Linked DNA regions of Mus musculus: regions 2 and 3 are each linked to region 1. The links are chromatin loops, found by intact Hi-C in ENCODE. Cell type or tissue: left cerebral cortex. All regions are shown on one strand. Each heading gives the region's core, and the rest is flanking DNA. Links, peaks and the distances in the headings are about the cores only. Region 1 holds the start of Gm41993 (a long non-coding RNA gene). Region 2 has its middle 110 kb from the start of 1700010I02Rik. Region 3 has its middle 96 kb from the start of 1700010I02Rik.

Region 1 (10,426 bases), core at 1,094-9,093:
TTCAATAAGACCCAGCATGAAACGACTGTAGCTAAATTTGAGCATGAGTTTGAATTGGTGTTATTTAAAAATGAGGGCACTTTGTTTCTGTCAAATATTAAAGTGCCATCTACTTCTCATACCAGAACCTTCAAAGTCATCTCTCATGATAAAGGTTGCATTGTAAATCAGTGTGAAAAACATGGATGTTGTCAAACAGTGCAAGAAAACATAAAAAGAAAACATTAGGTTTTTCACACTAACAAGTCAAAGATCTTAGAGATAAAGGAACAGGAAATTTACTGTGAGATCATGTCTCCTAGAAATGTCAGAGAAAGTACACCATGAAGTCTCACCAACTTAGCTGCCTAACCTTGACCTGAACAATGATGGCATCAATAGATGAACTAAGGGAGAAAACCTACAAGGCCTCATCCCTACTCAAGAGCAAGCAACTGGGGAGTGCTGAGAGCAGGAAAATAGCCCTCCACCGGGAAAAGCACACTAATTGGTTATCCAGCACCCATCATCAGCCCTGAGAACATAAACACACAAGTAACATTATACAAACTGAACATGTTGTATATATATATTAGGAAGAAATGCAGCAACATTTAAAGAAAAGAGGCCATGAAAAAAGTGAATATAATATAAATGCTCAATAAAAACATGCCCTGTGATACTCATGCAATTTAACAAGCTATCAATATGTATTTTTTGCACAACTTGAAATGAATTGTTTTTCTCTAAAATTTTCATGATGCTATCAGATCTATAGCATTGTCAAAGCACATTTAGATATTGTCTTTTTTGTTTTGATTTAAGACAAGATTTTGCAATACAGCTAGGCTAGCCTCACATTCACTAGGTATCCCAGGTCAGTTTTGGACTTACTGAACCTCTTACTTTCAGTGCTGGAATAACAGGTGTACTGGCTAGTTTTCTGTCAACTTGCCACAGCTGGAGTTACCACAGAGAAAGGGAGCTTCAGTTGAGGAAATGCCTCCATGAGATCCAGCTGTAAGGCATTTTCTCAATTAGTGATCAAGGGGGAAAGGCCCCTTGTGGGTGGGACCATCCCTGGGCTGGTAGTCTTGGTTCTGTAAGAGAGCAGGCTGAGCAAGCCAGGGGAAGGAAGCAAGCCAGTAAAGAGCATCCCTCCATGGCCTCTGCATCAGCTCCTGCTTCCTGACCTGTTTGAGTTCCAGTTCTGACTTCCTTGGTGATGAACAGCAGTATGGAAGTGTAAGCTGAATAAACCCTTTCCTCCCCAACTGCTTCTTGGTCATGATGTTTGTGCAGGAATAGAAACGCTGACTAAGATAACAGGTGTGCATGACCATGCACAGCTCATATCATGTCTTCAAGGTAGTGCTTCTTCCCTCGTATGGAGGATCAAGCATCCAAGGCTACCCGGGCCTATGTAGAATGACCCTATCTTAAATAACAAAAATGAATTAAAAGAAAGGAAGGGAAGAAGCTGTGAAAGAAAGGGAGAAAGGAAAAAGAAGGAGGGAAGGGGAGGGAGGGTAGAATTTTAGAGTCAGGAACTGATGGAAGAATGCTGCTTACTGGCTTGCTCCTCATGGCTTAGTAAGATTGTTTTCTATTGCCACTCAAGACTAAGTGCCAGAGGTTTCACTGCTGGGTGATCTGGGCCTATCCACATCAATTATTAATCTAGAAAATTCCCCACAGACTGATCTGATGGGGATATATTCTCAATTGAGGTTCCCTCTGCCAAATGACTCTAATTGTGTCAAGTCAGCATAAAACTACCCAGCACAACTTACCCCTTGTCAACTTCACATACAAACACATTACTATTTTACAACAACCTTTCTTCACACTTATCCTCATGATAATATATTAACATTAATAATATTAATATCATAATATAAACATTCCAACTTTTTAAAGTCCCACAGCCCTTAAGAATGTAAATACTTTGAAAATTCTGTCTCTTTAAAACATTTAAAGTCTCTCTAAAATTTTAAAGTGTCCCTAAAATATCCAAGATCTCATAATTATGGGCCCCTATAAAATAAAAAACAAATCAAATAATCTTAATTTATTTAATTAAATTAAATAATTTAATTATTTAATATCTCCAAAGTTGAAAAACTGTGGTTAAGTCAAATCAAATAAAAGCAAAACCAAAATTCAAAAGTATTAAGAATTTATGTTCCTCTGGACTCCAAAAGGTCTGGGAAGAATTTTACACACACACACACACACACACACACACACACACATATATACATCTGCCATCCAAAGCATATACAGCTTGTCTTCTAGGTTCGTGTTAGCTCCACTTCACAGCTGCTGTCCTTGGTGGTCCTCTCATGGTGTTGGCCACGCCACACCACCCTGCAGTTAATCATTACAGATGCTCTCACAGATCCACCATGTCTCTTAGTTGATTTTATATCCAATCAAGGTGAGTAGGGGAAGGGGACTTGAATGAGGTTGTCCACCGTAGGCTCATATATTTGAATGTTTGTTCTGCAGTTAGTGGACTGTTAAGGATTAGGAGATATGGCCTTGTTGGAGGAGTGTCATCAGGGGTGAGCTTGGAGGCTTCAAGGGGCCATGTCATTCCAGCTAGGTCTTTGTCAAATGCCTATAGGTTAGAAGTAAAGCTCTCAGTTACTGTTCAGTACCACGCCTGCTTACCTGTTATCATATTCCCTCCTATGATGATCATGGACTAATCCTCTGAAACTGTAATCAAGTCAATTAAATTCGTTCTTTTGTAGGTTTTGTAAGTCATGGTGTTTCTTCACAGTAATAGAAAAATAACTAAGAGCATGTATATTATTAATTATTTATTAATTAAATACATATAGACACTTAAATACATATTTCACACATAAGATAAGTCATGCAAATAAGTAACATTCTATACCATCAAAAAACTATCCCCTAAGAAAAAGTTCCATTTATAATGGCACTAAAAATAAAATAACATTTAGGAATAATCTTGACCAATGAGATGAAAGATCTATTTACTGAACACTAAACCACATTAGTGCAGAACACCGAGACACGAAAGAAATCCCATGTTTACTGATTGTCTTAAGATGTTTAAAATGTCCATATTACCCAAACACTCCTACAGATCCCATGCAATCATTTTTTTACAAAAATAGAACTCCAAAATGTTTCTGTGACTAGAAGAGATTCTGAACAGCTGCAGCAACCTTATTTAAAAAAAAAAACAAAAAACAACTTAACATTACAGCTGGGTCCCTGCATCCATGTACTTTACAAGCAGATTCAACACTGGGTGAAATTTTCAGCTGTATTGAAGAATATAGATGAAATTCTATACTGTATTGAACAGCAAAGTATAAAAACTACTAGTACATCATATTGTATTAGGTACTATTAATAGTCTAGAAATAATTCAAAGTAGAGCTTCTTAAGCCCTTTCACTAGTGACTCCTTTATGGCAGAATTTTTTCTCCTTGTATTTTATTATCTCTTTGTGTTTTGAACATTTTCACTTTCTCTCCTCCTAATCCTCTCAGTTTCAGACCCACTTCTCTAACCAACCCTCTTTGTGTTCTCATTTTTAAACAATTAAGTCAAATTTATGCTTCCCATACATGCCTGGTGTTTAGCCACCACTGGATTGTAGTATATATACCAGAGCCACACCTTCACAGGACACTGGGTATTCCTCTCCTAGCAGCCATCAATTACCATCAGCTTCTCAACTGGGGAACCATTGTGCCTACCTCCTTCCTTCATACTGCAGAGTCTCTTGCTTGAGCTTGCACAGGTTTTGTGCGTGCTGTCACGACCTATGGTTTCCTATGTGCAGGTGCCATGATATTTCTGTAAAATGGTTTCCTTGTAGTCATCCACCACCTCTGGTCTTGACATTCCCATGCCCTCTTCTGCGATGATCTCTGAACCATGGAAAGAAGATCTGTAATAGAAATGTCCTCGTAAGAGATTGTCATTCTGCAGTCTCTTAGTCTCTGCAACTTGACCAGTTGTGGGTCTGTGTTAATCACTATCTACTGCAAGAATTTTCCCCAGTAAGGATCAAGAGATATACTAGTCTATGTATATATTGATAAGTCATTAGGAATCAGTATAATACAATGTCCACTTAGAAGAATAATAGTTATAGTTTTTCCCCTCTGGACTATGACTGATTTAGCCACACACTCTTAGTCCCAATAATGGTGCCAGGTATGGGCTTTATCTTCTGGAGTGGATCTTAAAACCATTCAGAAAGTGATTGGTTACTCTATAACATTGCTGTTATTATTGTACCAATGGGTTTATCTTACTGGGTCAGTAGTTATTGGAACACACTGGGTTCACAGGTTGTTAAGCCTAATAATTACTTTTCTCTTCTTGTAACATGCATCACACTCTCCAGAGCTATGAAAGCTAACCAGAAAACGAATCTTGCTTCAAATAAGTACCAGTGTGGTTTCTCCATGTTCTACAACCCAAGGATGTAGTGTCTTCTGAAATAAGATCTTACTATCAAGTTCTGGAGAGTAACTCTGGTGGTTTGAATAACAAATGCCCCCCATAGGTTCAGGGATTTGAATGGTCTTTAATAGGTGACACTATTTGGCAAGAATTTAGTAGTGCAGCCTTGCTGGAGAAAATAAGCCAGTTGGGGAGGACTTCGACACTAAAAGCCTGGTGCTATTTGCAGTTGACTTCATGTCATGCTTGTGATTTAAAGATGTGAGCTCCTAGATTTCTGTACCTGCCATCATGCCTGTCACTATTGCTGAAGTCCCTGCCAAGTTGGAATATTGCCAAGTGTCCCTGCCAAGATGGATTCTTGTCCCTGTAGAACCATAAGCCAAGGTAAACTTTACATATTACCTTAGTCATGGTGTTTATCACAGCTACAAAAAGTGATTAGTAGAGTGAACAAAGGTGACAGCAACTGGATATTATGTATAGGAGGTGTTTGGGCCAACAACTTCAAAACACATAACCTACTATCTCTTCCACACTGGGTGGAGCTTGAGCATAGGACCTCAAAGCCCACCCTGACAGTGATACATTTCCTCAAACAAGATCACACCTATTCCAACAAGGCCACACCTCCTAATAATGTCACTCCCTGTGGGCCAAGCATTGAAACACATGACTCTATGGGGCCAAACCTATTCAAACTACCACGCCTACTTTTAGCATTGTTGCCCAAGAAAGTTTCATACAATCCTAGTTTGTGTGTGTGTATATATGTGTATACATATGTGTGTGTGTGTGTGTGTGTGTGTGTGTGTGTGTGTGTTACATGTGTATAAACTCATGTTTTCAACATGGTATATAAATTAGATATTTACTGATTATAAATCATAAGGAATTTTTAAACAATTATTGTCTATATAATTTTACCATTTATTAAAGACTAAAGCAAATTTATATAGTGATGAGATAGATGTGTGTGTGTGTGTATGTGTGTGTGCTTCTTTTTACTTAAGGATGCTTAAATATCTGCCTAAATATCTGATACTATAAAACACAAAACACCTTCAATATTTTTGGAGCTGAGCAATATTTTGCTTTTTTTATTCATCAATGTTAATTTTATATAAATACAAAATGGCAGAAGTTTGTTTCAGGCATTTCAAAAACTAATGAAATTTTGTCCTAACACAAGACAAAAATCATTTAACACATTTTAATGAAACCCAGATAAGTAATTCAAACAGCATTTTTTTAAATCTAACATTTTAACACAGTCCAAAGATTTATCAATTTGGTAATACATGCTGAAAAATAACAAGAGGGGAAATACTAATGTTTTCTATAATTAAACTGTTATGTTTCTATGAGAGCAGTTCACAATATACAACAGTGGAGTCTGAGCTGAAACATCTGAGCATACCCACTGGTGTATCCTAACTTCACAACACCCACAGTGCAGCGCTCTGTATTCAGAATCGGAGCTGCAGAGCTATGAAGTGAGTCACGGGTGAGCATTCCCAGAAATGCTACCAAAAATGCAGCTTCCCAGGTGCCAATGCCAAGGAAACATTTCACAGGAGGTTCTGCCTTTGCGATGCTGGTCTCTTCCTAATCACAGCTAAGTATTCAGCCCCAGATGGCCAGTGCCAATTGTCCTAGCAAAGCAAAAATTTCACTTTAGTGGCTCTAGTCTCTTGTTAATCAAACAGTGCTTCAAGCTCAGGTGACCAGAACCACAGATTCTTAGTTTAAAATACCTTTCACATGGCCCTATTAGAGTCTTTACGTCCATCTAAAATGTCACAAGCTAGCCTCCATCATCTGCTGCTCTCAGCATTTGCCAGCTTTTTCCACCATTATAACAGAAGAAGCAGCTTAGGAGAAGTACTCACTTCAGCTCACAGTCTCAGGGTGGGATGTCCTTCTATTTAGGGAAAGATGGTTTATCAGTGCTCACAGTTTCAGGGCAAGAAGCTCGGTAGCTGTTGTCCTCCGCTTATTGTAGAATGAGCATCTGACCCCACTATCGTGGATGACATGAAGCACAGAGAACTAAGTCAAGAGTTTCACAGTCCACCATCTCTGCTAGTCAGGCCATGGTGCATAAAGGTGGCACAACCTTCCAAAACAGTGTCACCAGCCAGAGACCAAGTGTTTAAGCACACCAGCCTGTGTAAGACATTTCATATTCAAATGGTAGCACACGCGAGTTCATGAAAGGAAAGTAGGACTGTCTGAAAAGTACAGGGAGAGTTGGAGATCAGCATTAGTCATCAGGAAAATCCAAATAAAGACACAAGAGGTATTGTGGCAAACTTACTCCTAGAGCTATTTCTGAAAGACAATGGGACTGCATGTTAGCAAGAATGTGGAGAAGAGCATCTATGTGTGATATTGATGGTGCAGCCATTATGGGACACAGTGATTGCCTCAAGTGTAGAATGGTCTTGTAGCACAGCCACCTTCTGAACTTGGATGTTGGCAATGGAGCCAGTATGTCAAAGAGATCTGCTTAGCCCAGGGATGGAAAAAACCCAAGTACTCATCAGCAAAAGTATACAGAACATATCATTCCTACTGAAAACCCTTTGCTTCTGAAAAGGTCATGGTTGCTAATAATCTGAAATGTACTTCCTATTATATTCATTTTAAATATATCGTCTATTTGAAAGCAATAAAAAATCTTAAATTTAAGTACCAAAGTGTATACTCTATGCTAAAATGATGACCAATTTCCCATAAAATCCTTTTAACAATGGCTTTCTGGACTTCAGAATTGGCCATAAAATAAGAATAAAATTCTTTTATAATAAATTAAGATATATGACATGATGTTATAAGATATATTTTTAATAAGGTAAAACAAATTAACATATCCATCATTTCATACAGCTATGAATTTTTCCCATTTGTGGTAAGAAAAAAAAAAGCAACTGAAACTACACATATAGTACAAATTCTAAAAATAAACCAGGCACGGTGGCACAAAAATTGAATGCCCACATGTGGGAGGCTGAGGTGGTAGGACTGAGAATTGGGGTCTGCCTAGGCTACATAGAGAGTTCAGACTGGGCTACACAGCATGACCTTGTCTCAAAACGCAAATGAAATCCTAAATCCACAATCATTAATGATGGTCCTTACCTTACTGAGGTCTTTCTAGGTGTCTTCATCACACCTATTTGGTATTTTAGAATCTTAGTTTAAATCTCCCCAGTCTCTGTTGACATTTTAATAATAAAAAATTAGCTAATTTTTATTTTCATCTTTATATCTAGATATTTGATATATTTGACTTCTCCTCTCTCTCTCTCTCTCCTCTCTCCCTCTCCTCTCTCTCTCTCTCTCTCTCTCTCTCTCTCCTCTCTCCCTCTCCTCTCTCTCTCTCTCTCTCTCTCTCTCTCTCTCTCTCTCTCCTCTCTCCCTCTCCTCTCTCTCTCTCTCTCTCTCTCTCTCTCTTGATTACACACATGAGTAAGAATTAGCAATCTTCTTTCTATGCCTGGATTACTTCACTTCAGATTTCACTTTCTTGTTCCCACAATTCTTGGTGCCTCTTAAATGGAGCACTCAATTTACTCCTCAATCTTATAACGGGTGGTTGCTGGATATAATTAAAACCTGGTAAGTCTTCATATGTTCATTTTATTCACTGGCTCCCAAAACAAAGAAACTTAGTAACTCTCTAGTATCAGAGACTCTCTTTCCTTATACAAGGACTAATGAAATCTCCAACTACATAAAAACTTCCTTATTGGGCTTGGGGATTTAGTTAAGTGGTGGAGCGCTTGCCTAGCTCTGAAAAAAACAATTTTTCCTCATTACAGGTCACAGTGAAGGCTACTTTGCAGGGTTCTCGTCCTCAAGTCTATTCTCCTTGGCATATCTCTTCGTCATTCAGCTATCCACTGTGCTTACAGGTGCTATTGACACTGACTGGGCTAGATGGAACCTCCACAGTGTCCCAGCCTCACTGGGTACACTTGACTCCTTAATCTAGAAGAAACCTCACAACTCCTAAACAACACCCTTCACTGCTGGAACAACCTTATCCCTTCTTCTAACCTTTCCTGTTGCCAATAGTCAACAACTTTCCAACTTTAATGTAGCTCACTTGGTTTCCTTTTTGTTCCTCCTGAAGTCTGTGACAATTTAATAGTTGACTTATCCTAATATTTTCCTAGAACCCTCAGTGTATCACTGGTTAATAATTCATGTCTTTAAGCCACATAATTGTTGTATCATTATCCCTATTTTCTGTAAGTTATCTTACAAAAAAGTCAAGTTTGCATGACTTGAGGATTTATCACAACAGCTTTGTTGCTGGGTTACCATGAGGCAGTGCCTAAGATAGAGTACTTTAAAGGATATTTGTTGAGGTGTGCAATGGAGTACAATATCCCTAAAAGGAGAAGAATTAAGCAAAAAAAAAAAAATTGACAGAGCATGATACCGAACTGTAACACATCATCAAACAGAGCCTCAAACTATGCCATGAGGACCTCTGGAGCTGCACTGGCCTTTGAAAACTGGGATCCAGTCAGGCTTCAGGTGCAGGATTCTCATGTGTGGGTGCAGAGGAGGTCATATTTTGGACAAAACAACTGGAGATGATTTTTAGAAGTACAGATACTATCTTCTATTCAGAAGGGAAATTCAACATCCACATACAGTTTTACAGGCAAGACATACAAGCAAAAAGGTTGTCTAAAATTATAAAACTCTTTAATAAATTCTGAAGAAGATGTAAAGCCAAACTTATAAAATGATAGATGGTTTTAAAGAAAAAAATGGATGAATTCCTTAAAGAAATACAGAAACTACAATTAAACAGGTAGAGGCTTTTAAAGAAGAAACAAAGAAATATAGGAAAATACAATTAGACAGGTGAAGGATATGAATAAAACAATCCAAGACCTGAAAGTAGAAATAGAAGCCATAAAGAAAACATAAAGCAAAGGAATCCTGGAGGTGGAACACCTAGGAAGAGAACAGCAGATGCAAGCATCACCAACAGAATACAGGAGATGGAAGAGAAAATCTCGGGCATAGAAGATACAATAGAAGAAACTGATACATCAGTCAAAATGTTAAATCTAAAAAATTCCTGACACAATACATCCAGGAAATCTGGGATACCATGAAAAGACCTAACCTAAGAATAATAGGAATAGAAGAAGGAAAAGAGTTTCAGCCCCAAGGACCAGAAAATATTTTTAACAAAATCAGATGAAATCTTCCCCAACTTAAGAGGGGGTTGGGGGCCTATAAACATGCAAGAAGCTTATAGAACACCAATTACACTGGACCAGAAAAGAAAAATCCTCCTGCCACATAATAATGAAAGCACAAAATCTACAGAACAAATATTAAAACTGGCAAGGGAAAAAGGCCAGATAACATACAAAGGTAGACCTATCAAAAATCACATCTGACTTCTCAACAGAGATTAAAACCTAGAAGGGCCTGGACAGATATCTTCAACCTCCAAAAAAAAAAAACCAAAAAACAAAAAAACAAAAAACAAAAAAACATTGCTGCCAATCTAGACTACTATACCCAACAACTATTATATATATATATATATGATATATATATACTATATCTCAATCACCATAGATAGAGAAAATAAGATATTTCAAGACAAATTCAAATGTAAACACTATCTATTCAAAAATCCAGCCCTACAGAAAATACCAGAAGGAAAACTCCAACCCAAGAAGGATAAGTACATCCAAAAAAACCCCAGTGGAAACAAGTAATACCAAACCAGCAAAAAGAAGGGAAACACACACACCAACAACAACAGCAAAATAACAGAAAGTAACAATCACTGGTTATTCATATCTATCAACATCAATGGACTCAGTTCCCCAATAAAAAGACAAAGGCTAACAGAATGAATGTGAACACAGATTCCATCATTCTGCTGCATAAAAGAAACACACCTCAGCAATAGAGATAGATATTAATTCATAGTAAAAGGGCT
Region 2 (10,426 bases), core at 960-8,959, 430 kb before region 1:
AGGAGGTCTCTGAAAGGATGGCACAAGAGTCTCTAAAAAGCTGTTGCCATTTGCATGAATGAATGGAGAGTCAAACTGTTTGGTCTGTGAGCAGATATGTATGACAAGGAATATGAAATAGTTGAGACTTTCCGAATTGGAAATAAAGCTTTTCTCACCAGCATCCCCAAATATGCTAGGGATCCAAGAGTATGTATGCCTCCTGTTTCTGAATGAAAGTGTTTATTTCAGTCGTACTGTCCCTGAATTGTTATTTGTAGGTGGAAGAAGACAGAAATAAGTAATGTTTTTAGACCAGTGGGTCTCTTGATCAGCAGACAGTATATTTGGGCATTGCCTCAGTCACTGTTCTATTACTGTGAAGAGATACCATAAAAAGTCAACTCTTATAAAAGAAAACATTGAATCGGGAGCAATCACAGGTATGTTAGAAATTCCAAAATCAATATTATAGATTTCCAAGCTTAATAACATAAGTGAGTGAGTCTTTTAAGTTTCTTGGCTGGAAATGAGTTCATCTCATATGGGAGTAATTTAAATATTTATGACTACTGCAGTTAGACAACTGGCTGGAAAAGAATATGGAAAGAGCCATATATCTTCCTGTGTTTACCCTTTTAAAAAAGTATACCATTAGAAGAATCTGTGTACTTATACCTTGAACCTGAACTGGTCAGGTGACTTTCTTTATCATTGGGACCTTAGCAAACAGGATTCATGAGCTTTGATAAATGCAGTGGAACACACTTCTTTGTTACACTTACATATCTAAGTAACATGCAGAGTGTTATGCATGAGTAAATCACCAGAAGGCCAAGAAATATGTGGGACAGAACTAAAGCATCCATTTCCTGTTAAGCCATACCCAACCATGAGGCTCTGAACTAACAGGCATGTGGATGAGATCAACAGATGCCATGTGAGTAAACCCAGAGGATACCAAGAGATTGCCAGTCAGATGAACCAAGCCCAACCATTGGCTTTCAGTAATACTCACTCCAAGAATCATTCACTCTATAGTGAAAGCTAACTGATAACAGGAAAGGAAGTCTAGGAGTAGCACTGAAGTTGGTAATTGTTCTTATAGTTCCCATATTTTTTATAACAAAAAGATTTTGGAATGTGGACCAGGTTGACATGACTTCATTCTGATCACTTGTACAGTATCTGCCATAAATGTAATAGGAGAAGAATGGAGTTTACAAATGAACTCCAGATCTGAGGAACTAGAGACTAAGGGGAACGAATGGAGGTATGTATGGCATGTATGTTCTATAAATTTAAAAGTCCATATGATATACTTCCTTCTTCTTAAATCTGAATGCAGTCTCTTATAGCATAGTATATTTTATTTATCACTTCATCTGTCAACAGAAGTACTTAATACCTTATGGTGATAATCATTTCACAATTTATATGTGTATCAAAACAATGTTATATTCCTTAGATATATAAAATGTTGTCAATCATTTCAAAAAGCTGGAATTCTTAAATGTCCTTTGTCATCACAGTATAAGAGACTCCTTATTAACTTGACACTTAAACATTAGGTATGACTAAGGATCGATGAGTTGAAAATAGCACATGTCTTGGTCACATTTGTAAATTTAAGGATGCTGTCCATGTTTTATATGGAGCTTAGACAATAAAAAACATGCTGAACTTTCCTTAGAATGGTGGCGAGTGATAACTTTAAACTAGGATCCAGAAGATAATAAGATAGAAGATAATAAGAGAGTATGCACTGTTTGCTTGACCTGGCAGGTGGAGGCTGTGCTGCCTTGCCAGTGCCCACCTGCTATCATTTGCACCAGTGCCCACATAACCTGTCCCATATCCTTGATGGCTGCTACCTAGAGTCCATACTTCATACTCAGAGTATGAGTAACTTTCAAGTCATTTTGGCTGGCCCTATGATGAATCAAGACAAGAACTTCACATCCAGTGTATGTGGATGTCACAATAAAAGAAGAGAACATAGCAGCTTTGTGAGATTTGCTTCCTCATTCTATCATTTTGATGCATTGTTTTATTAAGATTCAGTGAAAAGTATGTGGTAATTAGATCTGCATTCAGTTCTAAGGTTATCATCCACTTATCATCCACTTAGTTCATGATGAGACTTTAGATATTCACCAGACACTCCTTGCTTGCTATGTCTACTACAGTCAGGACTAATAGCATGTGATTCCATTTACTTGCTTAGATTATTTTAAAGATCAAACATTATGACTATGTACATATTTAGGTGATGGCCTTAAAGTTCACATACCCTGAGAATTTATGTATTGATACTTCACCAAAGAGATGGTATTAAGATATGGTATCGATAAATGGGACCTCATAAAATTGCAAAGCTTCTGCAAAGCAAAAGACACCGTCAATAAGACAAAAAGGCCACCAACAGATTGGGAAAGGATCTTTACCTATCCCAAATTGGACAGGGGACTAATATCCAATATATATAAAGAACTCAAGAAGGTGGACTCCAGAAAATCAAACAACCCCATTAAAAAATGGGGCTCAGAGCTGAACAAAGAATTCTCACCTGAGGAATACCGAATGGCAGTGAATCACCTGAAAAAATGTTCAACATCCTTAATCATCAGGGAAATGCAAATCAAAACAACACTGAGATTCCACTTCACTCCAGTCAGAATGGCTAAGATCAAAAACTCAGGTGACAGCAGATGCTGGCGAGGATGTGGAGAAAGGGGAACACTCCTCCATTGTTGGTGGGATTGCAAGCTTGTACAACCACTCTGGAAATCAGTCTGGTGGTTCCTCAGAAAATTGGACATAGTACTACCGGAGGATCCCGCAATACCTCTCCTGGGCATATATCCAGAAGATGTCCCAACCGGTAAGAAGAACACATGCTCCACTATGTTCATAGCAGCCTTATTTATAATAGCCAGAAGCTGGAAAGAACCCAGATGCCCCTCAACAGAGGAAGGGATACAGAAAATGTGGTACATTTACACAATGGAATACTACTCAGCTATTAAAAAATGAATTTATGAAATTCCTAGGCAAATGGATGGACCTGGAGGGTATCATCCTGAGTGAAGTAACCCAATCACAAAGGAACTCGCACAATATGTACTCACTGATAAGTGGATATTAGCCCAGAAACTTAGGATACCCAAGATATAAGATACAACTTGCCAAACACATGAAATTCAAGAAGAACGAAGACCAAAGTGTGGACACTCTACCCTTTCTTAGAAATGGGAACAAAACACCCATAGAAGGAGTTACAGAGACAAAATTTGGAGCTGTGACGAAAGGATGGACCATCTAGTGATTGCCATATGCAGGGATCCATCCCATAATCAGCTTCCAAATGCTGACACCATTGCATACACTAGCAAGATTTTGCTGAAAGGACCCAGATATAGCTGTCTCTTGTGAGACTATGCCGGGGCCTAGCAAACACAGACGTGGATGATCACAGTCAGCTATTGGATGGGTCACATGGCCCCTTATGGAGGAGCTAGAGAAATTACCCAAGGAGCTAAAGGGAACTGCAACCCTATAGGTGGAACAACAATATGAACTAACCAGTACCCGGGAGCTCTTGTCTTTAGCTGCATATGTATCAAAAGATGGCCTAGTCAGTCATCACTGCAAAGAGAGGCCCATTGGACTTGCAAACTTTATATGCCCCAGTACAGGGGAACACCAGGGCCAAAAAGGGGCAGTGGGTGGGTAGGGGATTGGGGGGGTGGGTATGGGGAACCTTTGGGATAGCATTGAAAATGTAAACGAGGAAAATACCTAATTAAAAAAAAAGATATGGTATCAGGCCTTTGGTTCATGAGTGTGCATCCCTCTTAACTAGCATTGCTGACTCTATAAAAACAATCCCAGAAATCTCCCTATCTTTTAAGTCATGGTTTGTATCATACTTTCTATCATGTCTTTGATCAAAGTGAGAACATATCATCTATGGTGCAAAAATAAGTCCGTATCACTCAGTAAATCTGCTGGCACCTTTTTCTTGAATATAACAGATCTCAGAACATTGAGAAATGAGTTTCTGTCATTTCCAATACCCTTTATTTACGGAATTGTTATAGTATCCTGGAAAAGCTAAGATAACTTACTCATATGTATCTGATTTATTAAGAAATGGGTGTTATGTTAACTACGATTACAATCTGGTCTTTAAATTTAGAATGAAAATGGATCTCTGTAAAAACCCAAGAGATGAAGATCAAGCATAAACCTTGTGAATGGCTGATACAAGGGATCTGTAGGTGTGGGCAGAGAGTCTGGGCACGAAAGCTAGAAACTTGCTTTGAAACAGAGAACATAATCATGTCTTTCCATTGTACCACACTTCTATTTTAGATACAGATTTTATGGGAAGTGCAAATTCTCAGCTCTCTTACAAATCAAGATGGATCACTTGTCCCTGCTTCTGGCAATGCTGAGGCTCTGGACCAACATCCATAGCCATCTGTTAATGTCAATGAGAAACAGCTCAAAGTGGGAGAGATAATTTATTATAAGAATAAGTAAAAACAGACATGCTTGCTTTTTGCTTTTGTTTTTTGTCTTTGCCAAGATGCCAATATTTGATTCCTTACAAATCCTCTCTCCTAAATATGTTTATACAAGTGATATCAACTTTGATTTTGAAACATATTTTGTATCATTGTGTGTCCTCTGATACTGTGATTTATGTAATTTCTACATGGGAATATTTTGTATTTAGTTTCTTAATGTACATTGGATGCCTGGAAGATGTTTATCAGATACATAATGGACGAATGACACTAAGCAGACTGAACAAAGCACTTCCCTGACCTGTGGTCCTGGGGTTGTGTGCCTCAGGTTCTCTGTCTCTGTTTTCTGTGTCTTTATACCCAAAGTCCCCATTCAGATAGTTTTCCTATTCCCTGAGCCCTTATATAAGGATAAAATAATAATAATTATTATATATTAATGTATAATGTATTCATTATATATTATATAATTAATATGTAATTATATAATAATATGTGATTGCATGTGTAATATTATATATTATATAATCCACGGTCCTGAGTTGCTTATGTAGAATTTAAGAACATATTGCAAATTCATTTTTTTTTTACTCCTTCAGCAACAAAGACCTACGAAAAGATGGATTAGGGTATGAGTTGACAGCAAAGAAATATGAAGAACCTTCTTAAAATACCATTAGGCAACATTTGCTAGGGAATATGAAACTGATTTTCCCACCAAATTAGCTTGGGAATATGGTTAAATATCTAATGATAGGGAAGATAAAAGGATATTTCTTATAAAAACATGACTAAGACAGCTGGATTTTCATACAAAGAATATGAAATCAGATTTACTTACTTAGTTTGCATTATGCATAGTAATTCCAAATAAGCTAAAGAGAAAAATGCAACAATCCAAAGGTGGCTTCAGACACCAACTTTATTCCCTCAACCTAGGGCAGAACAAGATAATCAAAAGCAGACGATGTATTGATGCAATCAAGAGACAGAGACAACCAAAAGTTCCAAATATTTTTAAAAGGAAAAAACTAATAACCTGAAAAATCTGAAAAGGTTTATTTCTAAAAATATCAGAAGTCTAAGTAAGAATAGATAGAAAAAATTAGATATTTACAGATGCAAATATTATAAAACTGAAAGTATATATGATCCAAATAATCTTGAAAGCTAGATGTAATAGTTAATGTTCAGAAATAATATATTTTACTTAAAAAGTAGGAAGTACTAATACAGCAGCAACCAGTAAAAAAGTTATTAGTCGCCAGCCCCCTTTTCCTACACAGACAGATCCTAAGCCCGGGTTTGTAAACACAAGTATTTTACTCATTTAGAAAGCAGGTAATTGGGACACTTATATAAGTTGTTGAAGAGAGCAGAGGCAGTGGAAAGCTCCCCAGTTTGTTTTATGAAGCTGTGTCCTTCCCATCTGAACAGGAGGACAGTGGCAAAGCACAAGCAGTTTCTTGTGGAGCAGAGGGAGCTTGGGGTGGAAGGTATATAGGGACCCGAGGACTTTGGGAAACTCAAAAAATAGTCGTTGATGGAAAGAAGCAAATCTCATGAAGAAAAGTGGGGATTTGTGGACCAAACATTATCTAACCACAAGAACACCAAACTAGTTCCAAACATTTTTCTGTCACATACCCATGCAAAGATAACCCTACAGATGGACTTGATAGCATTGCATTACTTTTAAGTGCCATAGAAGAAAATTTTATAACACAAACACACACACCCTACATAAAAATAGCCTCTGAAGAGAATCAATGCTATCCATGGATACATTTGGTTATCTCTCTGATAGGACACCATTCTGCATTCTGCTTAGCTTCTTGAATAATAACTTACAAATGTCCAAGATAATGTTTATGTTATAAGCTACAAACAACTTGCTGTGCCAGTCACCACAAGTAACTAAGCTACCAAACAAGTAACTAAGTATCTCATCATCAGCCTTCACAACTTTAGCTTATTAAGGGAATCACTATTATTTTATATGATCCAGTGGTAGAATATACTGTGATCTCACACAGATGAATGACCATCTGTGAAACCAAATACAACAAGGGGTTGACTTGTTTGTCTCTTTGTTTAATTTAGGTGATAGAGATTGAATGTAGGGCCTCCACATGCTAACATATACAGGGTTTCATTCCTGCCACCCCCAAATTTTGATGACTATGATAACAGTGATCATAATGATGATGACAACGGTGATGATGATGATGATGAAGAAAAAGATGGTGGTGGTTGTGATGATGATAATGAAGATGATCATCCCATTTGTTAGTTTATATTTGTGTCTTCATCTTATAAATTACTATAATCAAATTTAGGATTAGTTTAATTGCTCAAAGCACCTAACTACATATAAGTGTTTTCCTTACATGCATATCCATATTTACAGAAATATGCATTTATGTATATGTAAATACATATATTTACATTAACATGTACATAGAATTTTGTTTTTGAATTTTTAAGAGTAAATTCTATCTGATAACTTTCTAATTATTAGTTATTGTTTCAGATTTTGCAGACACGCTCTCATGTAGCCAAGGCTGGCCTTGAACTCATTCTCAGCTGCAAATGCCTTTGAACTTCTATTCCTTCTTCATTTACATCCCAAATGCTGAAATTAAAGATATATATCACCACATCTGATTATGTGGTGCTAGGGATCAAACACTCTGGTCAGATCAGGCAAGCTCTCCAAGCTGGCTTTCATACTCAGCACCTACTTATTCTTAATAGTAAAATTCCGTGGTCAACTTTATCATTTGTAGATTGTATCATTAATGTGGTACTTATTTCTATTAATTATTTTTCCATTAAACCTACATTTGGGTTATTTTAAATACCATTTCTGTTATACTAAAGTATAGTTCTGACTAACAAATATATATATTGTTATATAATTATACATAATATATTGTTATATATTATAAAGAGACTATACTTATATAGAGAGGATACTAGCTGTTTTATGACACACCCTACTTTAGCTTGGTTAAGTAGAATCTACCTAAAGCAAATATATCTGCAAAGGCAGATCATTCTTATGCACACAGGCTGGTGCTGGTCTTTCTGGAGCAGTCTTTCTCCCAACAGCATGCCCTTTCTTTCTAAGTATCACCTTTTCAACAAATGCCCTTCAAGGTCACTGAAAAAAAGAAGCTCTGTTCCTAAGGTAGCAGGCAGAGTTGTTCTCAAGAGGCCTGAGACAGAAAGGATATGGATCACGTTCCTTTGCAATCACTGGCTAGAGCTAGTCCCATGGCAGTGAATAAAGCAAAGGGTGCTGGGAGGGAGAATATTCTATATTCTCAGACAGGAAAGAATGCCTGAAAATCCTTGGGAAACTTTACCACAGTTCTCTTTTCAATATTGAAATAACATTTCCTTTCTCAAATATCAGTTTTCACACTGAATTCTCTATCATAATAATTCAGCATTGAAGCATTTGCTTCCTCTTTTTAATATGAGGTTAAGAAAGATATTTGACAAGCTTCATGCTTTTACTTTTCCCACAAATTATATGCTTTAGACATAATGGCAGTGCTTATGAATACAGTTTGGTGCATGTCAGTAACAGCTCTTAATGACTCAGAAAGAATGTAATGATCTACTATGATCAAAACTAATCTGCCATAAAGAGAACACAGATATCAAATGACTAACTCTGTGCAAACAAATCCAAATTAATTGCCTCATTTGTTACATCATCTAATATACACTTTAACATTGCCATGACTTTATACAGACACCCAGTGTCTCAGAGAAACCTAGAAACTGTCATCACACAAGGTATAGAAGCAACCTGCTGTGTGATATGAAGCCTACTTCCCCATGGGCTTTGTACACGTACCAATTATTTATTCAATTATGACATTGTGGAATAATGGAACAAAGGTTTGCTTATGCTCTGTTTTGTTTTTTGGGTAAACAAGACAAATATATATAAACATGCATTCATTTTCTATACATTTTTCAAATTATTTTAATTTTTAAACTAAAGTATAATAATATCATCTTTGTTGTTTTTCCACTTCAATACTTTTCATGTCCTCCACTCACACTTGCTCCATCTCAAATTCATGCCCTCTTTTTCTTGAATTATTATTTTGACATATATGCATAAATAATAAGTGAATAAATATATAAAACTTGCTTAGTCCATTTGCAGTTAATTGTTTGTATGTGTTTAGGGTTGATCAGTTGGTTTTATATAAAATACTACTTGACTTGACAATGCTCCACTCAGGAGCCAGAGACTATGTGGCAGAAATCCAATTTCTTTTGTGAAACCTCTTTTTGGGGTGTTGATCAGAAATCAGAGACTTCTAAAAAATATATACCCTGTTGGCATTTCCCTTGGTTGACTTTGAAGGTTGAAGGCAAGTCCCATATGTTAAGTTTGAAACCTGGGAGAAGCAGCTGAGGTACCTATTTAATATATCAAAGCAGACGTGTCCTCCAAGTTCTCTCAGCATTCCTCAGTCCTCTTCTGTTACAGTAAATGACTGGCAAACCCACCCCCTACTCTGAAGTCTCCAGTCCCAGGGGCTAGGTAGCCCTTCCCTGAGAGGTTCTTCCATATATAATCCAGGAATTTTGGTTTCCCACACCTTTTTTAACCTTTGCAGCAGCTGGTTCCCCTTTCTCCAGTCTTCTTTCACCTCCCCTTCTCATATATGATCCAGGGTCATAACCACTCTGGATTTTGTCAGATCTGTCTCTGGCTATGCTCTCCTACATAGTTATAATAAACTTTCTCCTAGGAGCAGTGATGTTCTCTCTCTCTCTCTCTCTCCCCTCTGTGTGTGTGTTTGTCTCTGTCACTCTGTCTCTCTCTGTCTCTCTCTCTCCTCCTCTGTGTGTGTATTTGTCTGTCTCTCTGTCTCTCTCTCTGTCTCTCTGTCTCCCTGTCTCTCTGTCTCTCTCTGTCTCTCTCTGTCTCTCTGTCTCTGTCTCTGTCTCTCTGTCTCTCTGTCTCTCTGTCTCTCTGTCTCTCTCTCTCTCTCTCTCTGTGTGTGTGTGTGTGTGTGTGTGTGTGTGTGTGTGTGTGTGTGTTTTACCAAGAACTTCATAGACACAGCGTACTTCAAACACATGACTCAGAGGATCCACACTGAATCTGACCTAAGAGACTTCCACCAGGAGGCATCAAGTTTCTACAGGATTAGGTACATCCTCTCCCACTGAGGCCAGATAAGGCATATATGTGGGTTTGTGTCAAGGAGTGGTACAATCAGGTCCTGTCCCAATGCTGTTGCAGATGTGCAGCTTGGTCTTCATATGAGTCCACTAACAGTTGGAGTGTGGTCTGTCCCTTAACACTTGCCTTGGATGCCCATTTCTAGGTGGACTGCCTGGTAGGGCCTAAGTGGGAGAAGATGCACTTAGTCCTGCTGGTATTTGATGTGTCAAGGTGGGTACTTCCTCTTTTCTAATCCCCATCCCCATTCCCCTTCTCACACCCTCTCGACCCAGTTCCCTTCCTCCATCTACCTCCTATATCTACTTTATTTCTCCTTCTGGGTGAGATTCATACCTCCTCACTTGGGATCCCCTAATTACTTAGTTTCTTTGGGTATGTGGATTGTGGGATGACTATCCTGTAATTTATGTTTAATGTCCGCTTATAAGTGAGCCTGGGCCATGTGTGTCGTTCTGGTACTGGGTTCTCTCACTCAGCATGGTATTTTCTAGTTCTATCCATTTGCCCACATATTTCAAGATGTATCTGTTTTTAATAGCTAAATAATATTCTACTGTGTAAACTGCACCACATTTTGTTTATCCATTCTCTGGTTGAGGGGCATTCAGCTTCTGGCTATTACAAATAAAGCTGCTATGAACATAATTGAGCAAGTGTCCTTGTGGTATGGTGGGGCATCTTTTCAGTA
Region 3 (10,426 bases), core at 1,258-9,257, 450 kb before region 1:
TTCCTATTTAAAGTATGTATCTCCATTAACATAGAATATTGACTTTCCACATTCTTCATTCAGCAAGTGCTGCTGATGTAGGAAGAAACAAAGATCAAACACATCAATATGAATCTTTCTAGCTCTATCTCTATGCACCAAATTCCACATGTAACTGAAGAAAAAAAATATAAGAACCTGCCTTCTGTTTCTTGAGTAGACACACTAAAACACCCCTGCTTTCTGAAAACCAGTGTTTCTTATAACTTATACATAATTGAAAGCAATAAAGAGCTTATTGTCATAAAGCACATTTTATTTGCTAGGAAAAGAACCTCATGCACATGTTAGTGTTGGTTATAAACATCACATTGGTGTCTAAAGTAAATAACATAGATAAGAAATGTCACTACATTTTAAATTAAGACAAAGATCCATCACAGTATGCTTACTAATAAGTTCAATTCAATTCAATTCAATAAATATTCACTGGATGTTTAGCATGTGATGTGACTGTTCTAGAGACAATGAAATGAAAATAAATGCAAAGAAAAAAATCAGAGATTCAGTATTTCATAATGTAAGAAAGATCTTCAGTAATTGCATTGTATAGTCTATAATTAGATATTGAGATACAAGATTTCATTGATAAAACTAAGTAACTGGGTAACTTGTGGAGTCTGGCATGACTTTCTTGGGAACTCACACTTGAATCTGTAGATGTTTACAAGGCAACTGGGGCATGATGGCTGGGGCTGAGGGCTGTGGGCTGGGGCTATGGCTTGGTTGGGGCTGGGAGCTGGGAGCTGGGGGGCTTGACACTCTGATTGCTACAAAATGATGAAAAAACCTAAGCTGCATGGATAGAAAGCTGAAAATAATGAAAGACAGGATTGCCAGCAATCTTTTCACTCTTCTTATTTAGTGATTACAGGCTCCCTGGTACTCAAATAATATAGAGGTTTAGGTCTCACCCTGAAGGTGCTGTCCGTGGTACTGCTACAAAGCTGAAAACAACGAGGCCATCCAATATGCCTGAACAAGATCTGGGAGCACACACATGCATGCTCGTGCATGTACACACAAACACACACACACACACACACACACAAAACCAAGGTACAGTACATTATATGTATCTATCTCTTAAGGCCTTTCAAGGGAGCTAAGGAGATTGTAGTTCAATTACAGGATGCACACCAGGCAACTTGCAGCTGCATATAGTCTCAGCTCAGGGGATCAGACCCAGTTGCCTAGCTTCCATAGGCACTCACACATACACATAAATATAAATAAAAGCCCTTTTGAAATAAGCCGTCAGTATACTTTTATAATTTGGTGGAAAACCATGGAATAAGTATGAAAGCTATCAAACAGCCTCCGTGACCATCATCCACTGTGGTGCTTTCAAAACTGGAACATATGAAATATATGGAGAGCTTTTAAACTATTAAATCCAGATTTTCTTTGGAATAATTAACTTAGAATCTCTGGAGGAAAAACTCCACTAATGGGTATTTTCCAAGGATCTTGAGATAATTCTAATAAGCATTCAATGACCACCAAAGGGAATCTGAATTCAAATGTGGAAATATCTATTACATGTGCAAAGTAAATTATTGGTTAAGGTATTACTAAAGTATTTATGGTATCAATACATACATCTATCTTTGCCAATGGTAGGTAAATAATATTATGTGTGTACAACCATTCAGAAGTAATAAATGTATGTTATAATGTGCTTTATAAGGTATTAATTTTAGGTACATATAATAGATATCCAAATAATTTTAGAATATCTTATATTTCAGATATGTTGAAAGTGCAGAGAGAATATCTTGTGTATTGTATGGATGCATCACCTGTCAACTACAAATCCTAAACCTATGGTTTAAACAGGAAATAGAGGTGAGAAATACAGAAGAAAAAAGAATTCTGAGATAGAATCAGGTGGCAGATTGTTCTGGGAAAATGTAAAGAAATGGACACAAGGTACCTGAGCAGAGGCAACCAGCTATGTGCGGGAATGTAGGTTAAAATCAGTGTGCTATCTTTATTCATCATCTAGTAAAAGAAGGGCCTAGTGAATGGCCAAGGTATTTTAAATATGTTTTAAATCTGAGTCTTATTTCTGGGAGCATGGTGCTGGGAGGAAGAACTGGGACCTATCTTCTACAGAAAAAAAATGTATATTTGGATGGGTTGGAATGTAGGGAGGATCATATAAGAGTTGGTGAAGAGGAAATTGTAATCAGAGTATACTGTACTAGAAATAATCCTTTGCTAATTAGAGAGAAATGAGAGAGAGAGAGAGAGAGAGAGAGAGAGAGAGAGAGAGAGAGAGAGAGAGGTTTGACTCATCTAAAGCCATAAAAATTTAAGAATTTCAATACACAGCAAATTGTATTTCATATCTAGGACAAAGTTGGCTCTTTAACGCATGTCTTCTGGGAAGGCAGAGAAATGTCACTCTTCCCATAGTACATTATTAAACAGTTTAACTGTAAAAAATTTTTAAAACCTATTAAAATTGTTGAATAACATCCAGTTTATGTATCTTATTAACAATAAACTATAATTTCCCATCAGTTACTTTACCAGTGAATATGTTTTCAATGACGATAGTTTTAATCACGGTTTCTTCAGACTGGGAGAAAGCTGCCACGAGTGTTTGGCTTGCATGCATAAGGGCCTGACGTGGATCCATAGGTCAGGTGGAGGACTACTGATTTAGTCTGATGATAAACTCACAACTAATAAGATTCTCCCTGTGTATCTTAAAGATAAGTAAAACCAGTATTCAGAGGAGAGAGATTAATACACAAATCTTATTACTGTTGTTACTGTAAGTCACAAGTGGAGAATGCAATCTGAATGAAAATCTATTAACTAGGCCTGGATCTTCCCTAGAAGAAATGCCTCGTTCATAGCAGAGACATTTATACCTCTTTGGCAAAGTATAGCAGGCAAGAATAAACATGTATAAATACATCTTCAATGTTCACTTGTCCTGAGGCATGAGGTTTAGATCCTACCCACTATCATAAAAACATGTAATATCTAAAAATTTCAATTTTATTTAAAGTATAAAATATTTAATCTAAACATCATTTCACATAAAATGAGAATAGGGGAAATCTTAGCTATGGAATTATACCACGGCAGATAGTTAATGGTTATGTGACTCATCAACTTTTACATAAATGCAATCCCCATCAACAGCTAATAAGGAAATCTTTTTCATGTCTGATACAATTATTAGGGATTATTTGTTGGAATTTTATTTTTGCTCTTAGTATTTTCTTTTTCCAAAACTGTTCCTGCAAAGGCTCCTGCTTAATAATCATAGCCACACACCCAGTGGCTGGGTTCCTAGCATGCAAGTAATGCTACAGCCTACACAGGAGCTTACTTTACCTGCACTCTATCCTGGTTTTAATGTACTATGTCTTCACTGGATCCAAATCAAGATAATTAAAGTGACACATTCAGTCTGCAACTGTGTCAAATGTGTCTGTAATCTAGTGGACTAATAGAATGAATCTATTTGTTAACATAATGCCATCAAAAACAAATGATATGTTTACATGGAACATGGGTACCATGAGGAACTGTGATGTGTACTTCCTCACTGAGTCATACTGGTCTTTCTACAATAGCCACTTGACTGATGTCCCTATTAATGTCCTGTTTATGAGGAGAATTACTGAAATGAACAACCTATATAAGATGAAAATTTGTGGTCTCCTAACAGGCTGGTTTCATTTTAATTCCCAGTGATTGACTCAAGTTTTTTAAGAAATCTCTTGTTTGTAAAATAAATAAATAAACAATTAAGTTTAAGAAATCATAGGGAATAAAATAAAAAGAATACTAAACATACTTCTTGTTTAAATATCTGTGTAAAATCTGATATTTACATTTTATGTAAACATCAAGGATAAATAATTTAGGGGAAAGAAAAAAGGAAAAAAGGAGGAAGGGAGGAATGGAAGGATTAAGAGAGGGAGAAAAAGAGGGAGAGATGGAGGAAAAGAAAGAAGGAAAGTGGCCCAAGAAAGAGATATAAAGTTGAATGGAGAGTATCAAAAACTGGTTTGCTAGCATTTGCTAGAAGAATCATAACCTGTTAGAAAGAGGTTCATAAAGTGAACCTGAAATTAAAAATAAACGTGCAAATTCAGAAAGCAAAATGTGTCATAGCATAGAGCAAAGACCACATTCAAATTAAGTGAAGTCTACACATCCAAAGGTTTCCTGCTTCACTGGACAGATAATGAATAATGGAACAATTAGCCTAGGGCATGGATAAGTTCATTTCAAAAGTGCACTGGGTAAGCTGGCTACTACTTTATCCTCATCAGCCAGGCTTCTCACTTATCAGCCCAGTCTCATCAACAAGGACCTGAAAGACACTGACACAAGAAAAGGCAAACCTGGGTGACTGCATGTAGATGGCTTAAATTCAAGCCTCATGTTTTATTTATCAAGGTTCAAGTGATAAAAATTTAAGGGCACTGTCAAGTGAGGCAGATAGATGGCTTTAAAAGCCTTGGGCATTGCTGCCTCTCTGTGCCTTCTGCTTTCCTGAGCAGGGTCATTTAACCTCCAGATTCCACTCTTCATAATAAAAAGTCCAATTTACTTCCTCAATATGACCTACTGGAGAAATAGTAAAAGTGATTAAAAAGGAGTTTTCAAAATAACGTAAGTGCTTCATCATACTTAAAATCAGAGTGCACACAGTTTCAGACTTTTAAGAAAGCATGAAGCCATTTTAAAATATTAGGCATTATGTGTGTGTAGTGGGTAATCTTTATTGTCAACTTGATTGAAATACTGCCTACCTAGCTTAGTAGATCACATCTCTGGTTTGTCTCTGGAAATAGTATCAGGAACAATTCAGAAAGAAGATCTATCTAAATATTGGTGGGACCACAGCCAGATGCTCATAAGGAGGTTATTGACATCTTAGAACATAAGGAGAGTTAACATCATCCCCATTGTCTTTGCTTCTGGTAATCTTTCTCCTTCCTCCTTCTTCTCCTTCTTCTCCTCCTCCTTCTCCTTCTCCTCCTCCTTCTCCTTCTTCTCCTTCTTCTCCTTCTTCTCCTTCTTTCTCCTTCTTTCTCCTTCTTTCTTCTTCTTTCTCCTCCTCCTCCCCTTCTTCTTCTTCTTGATATTTTCTCTATTTACATTTAAAATGTTATTCCCTTTCTAGTTTCCCCTCCAAAAATCCCCTATTCTCTCCCCGCTCCCACTGCTCCCCAACCCACTCCTGCTTCCTAGCCCAGGCATTCCCCTATACTGGGGCATAGAACCTTCACAGGATCAAGGGCCTCTCCTCCCATTGATTACAGACTAGGCCATTCTCTGCTACATATGCAGCTAGAGCCATGAGTCCCTCCTTGTGTTTTGTTGTTGTTGTTTTGCTTCTTTGATTGGTAGTTTAGTCCCAGGGAACTTTAGGTTACTGGTTAGTTCATATTGTTCCTCCTATGGGGCTGCAAACCTGGTCATCTTTATGTCAGCTGCTGTGCTCAGCTAGGTCCTCTTTGCCCTGACTGAATGAAGCCTCTGACAATGAGAGACCGGAAAAAAATGTTTTCTTCTCTTGTGCTCAGGTACTTTGTTACTACACTAAAAAGCAGAAAACAACAATGAGATTGACAAAACAAAAACAGAAAGCAAACTAGTTTAACAAAACTGCTAAGGGCTACCCAACCCCTGGGATTGTAGTCAACAAAAATTTCATGCAGTAAATGAGACTAGAATATTTTACTGAGCATGGATGCCTGCCCAGAAGTTACTCATTTCACTGCGTGATTCTGAATCATTTTACAGATGGGAAAAGAGTTGTCTTCCAGCATGCTATCGGGAGCAGCACAGCTTAAATATAGTCAGTGGGAAATCTATGAAGTGGTTCTAACACATTTTGAAGTTATATGAAAACGAAGAAATGCTACAATGAACCTGTGTTAAGAAAAACGGTACCAGACATAAAAACAAGAAAGTAAGTCCAGGACCCTTTCCTTTGTTGCTGACAGTATACTACACAGTGGGAAATATTACTAGGCTGGATGCAGGAACACAGACTAGAGATTTAAGACTTAGATTCATGCTTCTGTAATGATGTCTTCTACATGGTTGGCTTAGGAGGTTCACTCTACACCCATTCTTGACAGCAGTCACCTTCAGCTTTTATTCCCAATCCCCACCAAGTGTTCATGTCTTTCTTGGTCCTATTTATGCCAGATATGTAATACATTGGTGGATCAGGGAGACAACTCTTGGGCTCACTTGCTGTGTGATGGCTTTACAGATTTGCTAATAGGAATAGGACTCTCAATTTCTGATATTTCTCAGGGACTTTGCTCCTTCTCTCTTCGTGTGTGTGTGTGGTGTGTGTGTGTGTGTGTGTGTGTGTGTGTGTGTGTTCAGAGATAAAGTCACATGACATGTAATCCAGCCTGGACTCTAACTTACTATATAGACAACGATAGCCTTTAACTCTTGATACTTATGCTTCTGTTTCTCACATGACAAGATTGCAGGCATGCACAACTGTGGCCAGGAGAGCTATTGAAGGAACCAGAGTCCAGAGCTCTTTTGTGATCTTGATACACCTTCAGTTATTTAGTGCTTGTCTATGGCCTTTTGCTCTCTTTCCATATCTTTATATTTTCCCTCTATGAAAATGTACAGCGTTCAGACTATCCTGACAATCCTTAGAACTAACAGCTAAAGTGCAAGGTGAATAAAAGAACAGATTCAATGTTCAAGATGCTCGAAGTCCTTTAAGGCAGGTAGTATTTGAGGGAAGATCATATGTTTTTGAATGTAAGACTCATCCTTTCTTGTAGAGTTCCTCTAGAGAAAAAAAAATTACGATCAAGTTTTTGAGCACCTAGGATAATATCCAGATACAAGCAAAGCAAATGAGATACATGTATTAAAACTGTCAAAGGACACTGTGTTTCATTAGGAAAAGCAAGTCAAAATACATTATTCAAATATGGTGGTTCTAGTTAAGAAATGTGCGTGGGGTTTTTTAAATAGGTAAGTTAGATTGTAACTGTTCCCAAAGCAAGAAATAAAAACATTCAAGATAAGATGTATAGAAATCTAGATTATCTAAATTATAAGAGCCAAACATAAAGAATATTGCATGATCTCACTTATATTGAAATATGAAAAGAATTATGGTATGATAAGGGGGGAATATAAGGTTATTTTGGTCAATGAGTACAAACCCATAGGAGGAACAACAATATAAACCAACCAGTACCCCCAGAGCTCCAGGAACTAAACCACCAACCAATGAGTACACTTGGAGGGACCCATGGCTCCAGCTGCATATGTAGCAGAGAATGGCCTTGTTGGACATCGATGGGAGGAGAGGCCTTTGGTCCTGAGAATGCTCGATGCCCCAGTGTAGGGGAATGCCAGGACCAGGAAGTGGGAGTGGGTGGGTTGGTGAGCAGGGGGAGAGTGGATGGGATAGGTTTGGTTTTTTTTTTTTTGGAGGGGGGGAGGAACCAGAACAGGGGATAACATTTGAAATGTAAATAAAGAAAATATCTAATAAAAATGAAATACAAATAAAAAGTAAGTCATTACTTTCTGATAGACTTGAGGGGTTTAATCTGAAAAATTCTATGCGAGGATATATTTTTAAAAAAAGAATGGACAAAGAAAACGTGGTATATTCTCATTTGCACAATGAAGTATCAATTGACTCTTAGAAAAAAAATGACATTGTGAAATTTTCAGGCAAATGGATGGAAATAGAGAAAAAAAATCATCCTGAGCCAGGAGACCCAGTCCCAGGTAGACAAACATGATACGTATTTACTTAAAGGGGATATTAGCTGGTAAGTAAAGGGTAATGATGCTATAAACCATAGACCTAAAGAGGCTAAATAACAAAGAGGGCTCTAGATGGGACACATGAATCTCCCTGGGAAGTGAAAATAAGATATTTTGTGGTTAGACTAGGTGCCAGTTGGCATGGGAAGAGGAGAATCAGGTAGGTGAGGCAGGGACAGAGGCAGAGAGTGCAGATTGAGATAACTGGAAACTTACTGCAGTGTAAACTTCCTGGAGCCTATGGGGTTTATCTTAGCCAGGATGCCTACTTTTTGTTTGTTTGTTTGTTTGTTTTTGTTTTTCCTTTTTTAATGACAGTGTTTAAATTAACCATTTTCTGTAACTGGTGGGACTAGGACACCAATGCAGCCAAAATTCCTTCCACCCATACTTGTCCTGTCCTGCCTACAAGATGAGCTAGAGCAATGTTGGCTCAGAGCCTTTGGGAGTGGCCAACCAATGACTTGTCTAACTTCAGAACTAAGCTAAGACAGGAAGTCTGTGCCCAACATTGCCTGAATGGCCAGAAGCCAAAAGCTGGATAGCTCAGAGACCTGGTGTAAAACCAAACACAGCTGACATTTTTTTTTTAAGTCAGTGAAAAGATTCCTTAATACATTGTTCTATTTCACAGGCTGGTGCCTGGCCACAGAGAGAATTCCTCTTGCAGATGATGGAAGCAGATGCAGAAAAGATCCACAACCAAACATTATGTGGAACCTGGGGAAGGATTATAGGATCCAGAGGGGTAGAAGACAGCAGGAAAACATGGCTTTTAGAATCAGCCAAGCAAGACCCATAAGGGCTCACAGAGACTGAAGTAACAATTATAGAGCCTTCATTGATCTGTGATAAGTCCTCCACATACATGCTGCGGTTGTTTAGCTTGGGGTTTTAGTGGAAACTCTAACACTGGAAGTTGTGATGTCTCTGACTATTTTGCCTCTTCTTCATATACTTTTTCTCTTCCTGGGTTACCTTGAACATGCTGGATTTAAGGATTTGTGGCTTCTTTTGTTGCATCTTGTTATTACATACTCAGTTGGTATCACTGGGAGTCTTATTATTTTTCTGAATGAAAACCAAGATGCAGTGAATGGAGATGGAGTATGGTATTTGAAAGAGTGAGGAAGGGAAGGCTGTGGTCGAGATGTATTATATGAAAGAATAATTAAAAGCATTTATTAACAATAAAAGTGGGAATTTTATAAATATACCTATTATGCAGTTAAGACGTGATAAAAAAAACAAAAACTCTAGAGTAAATTAAACATATATCTGAAAGTCAGGGCAAAGGATTCATCTTTTCTTAAACAATAATATGTGAGTTATCATTTTTTGTTTATTTAATTTAGACTTAAGAATTTGTCCTTGTATCCTGATGTTTTTCATCTATACCAATAAAATTAGTGGTTATAATTTATGATAATGCAGGAGGCATGGAAAGCCAAGATAACTTAGAACCAGTAACTTCCAGGCAACCAATCCCAGGAAGACCTACTTGTAGAACAAAGGACTTATAAAGACCAGTGAGGAGACACCTCACTGATCTGATCAATGCTGACAAAGCTCTGCAGATTATTCAGTGGGGTTCTTGGAGCTTAAATGAACCCTGGGTTTCTTTCAAAGCATCTCCCTAAGAGAGATGATGACTACTGAGCAAGAGGGCTGTGTTCTCAAAATGTTTATCCCATGAGGACTTCCTGCTTCTAGAAACCTTCATAACTTTTTGAAAATACACTTCTTGTTAGTACAAGGAAGTTATCTCAAGAGGAAACATGTCCTATCTTTATGTAGATCTGGAAAAGCTGTTGCATTGCCATGACAAAGCTGGCAACAGGGTGACATCCAGGGCTGTGACAAGTATAAGCCAAACATACACACCTTCCTTGACCTCCGTGTGTCAGATTTAGTAAGTGCAAAAATAGGCAGTCGTCCCCATCATCTGGTTCAGCTTTCAAGCCCAGTTCTCCAAGAGGAAATCATGTCGATTCAGTGAGCACTTCCTATGGCATGTTACTCTCCATCCAGTTAGATTAATTACAACTGTAATTAATAGCCCCACAAGGATGCCTACATTATTATTGCTCATGTGTTTGTGGGTTATTATAAGCTGACATGTCCAGAAGCATACCATAGCTTTTAAAGCAACAGAATGCAAAAATGCTGAGGACCCACCTCTGAATCCTATGATGAACACACATGCTCATTCATTTCTGATGGAGTTGTGTCCTGATAAGCTTTTCGCCAATTCAAAATAGTCTAAGTCAACAATTCATTTAATACACATATGGCACCAAATATCCTACCTTAAGTACTATAACATTGCACAGGGTATGGACAATGCTTTTCTGACTGACTGGCTTCCTGGAAGCCAAGCATCACTGAGACAAGCAGCGCTGTGACAGAGGAGCGGATTAGGTCTAGCTTAAAAGAAATAATGAAAATTCTAAACTCAAGATAATTTTGCTGAATACATTTTGTACCACCATAACATTGTAAAATCCTCATCATAACTCTGTGACTGTCTAAACATAGAAGATTGTATCATGCTCTGACAATGCATTCAGATTATTGG

Evidence for each region. Peaks named below come from ENCODE experiments on the same cell type or tissue, not always from the same donor. Only the 100,000 strongest peaks of a DNase experiment are listed, where the experiment ranks them.
Region 2: a loop joins it to region 1, with 2.8 times the contacts of the local background. A loop is called at or near these places in 2 of 42 quality-filtered maps.
Region 3: a loop joins it to region 1, with 4 times the contacts of the local background. A loop is called at or near these places in 2 of 42 quality-filtered maps.

What each region holds. Positions count from the first base shown.
Region 1 is chr3:8,492,249-8,502,674 of GRCm38, forward strand. Gm41993 (a long non-coding RNA gene) reads right to left here and starts at 7,654. Exons shown (of 4, transcript XR_878669.1): 1 at 7,582-7,654; 2 at 6,330-6,671; 3 at 3,723-3,916; 4 at 2,121-2,602. In left cerebral cortex, for the core only: a CTCF peak has its summit at 5,908; a DNase peak (open chromatin) is centred at 5,936.
Region 2 is chr3:8,060,963-8,071,388 of GRCm38, forward strand. No RefSeq gene overlaps it. Among named protein-coding and RNA genes, the nearest start is that of 1700010I02Rik, 110 kb to the left of the region's middle. In left cerebral cortex, for the core only: no CTCF peak of the experiment used is centred there; a DNase peak (open chromatin) is centred at 4,357.
Region 3 is chr3:8,045,568-8,055,993 of GRCm38, forward strand. No RefSeq gene overlaps it. Among named protein-coding and RNA genes, the nearest start is that of 1700010I02Rik, 96 kb to the left of the region's middle. In left cerebral cortex, for the core only: no CTCF peak of the experiment used is centred there; a DNase peak (open chromatin) is centred at 5,798; H3K27ac peaks cover 255 bases.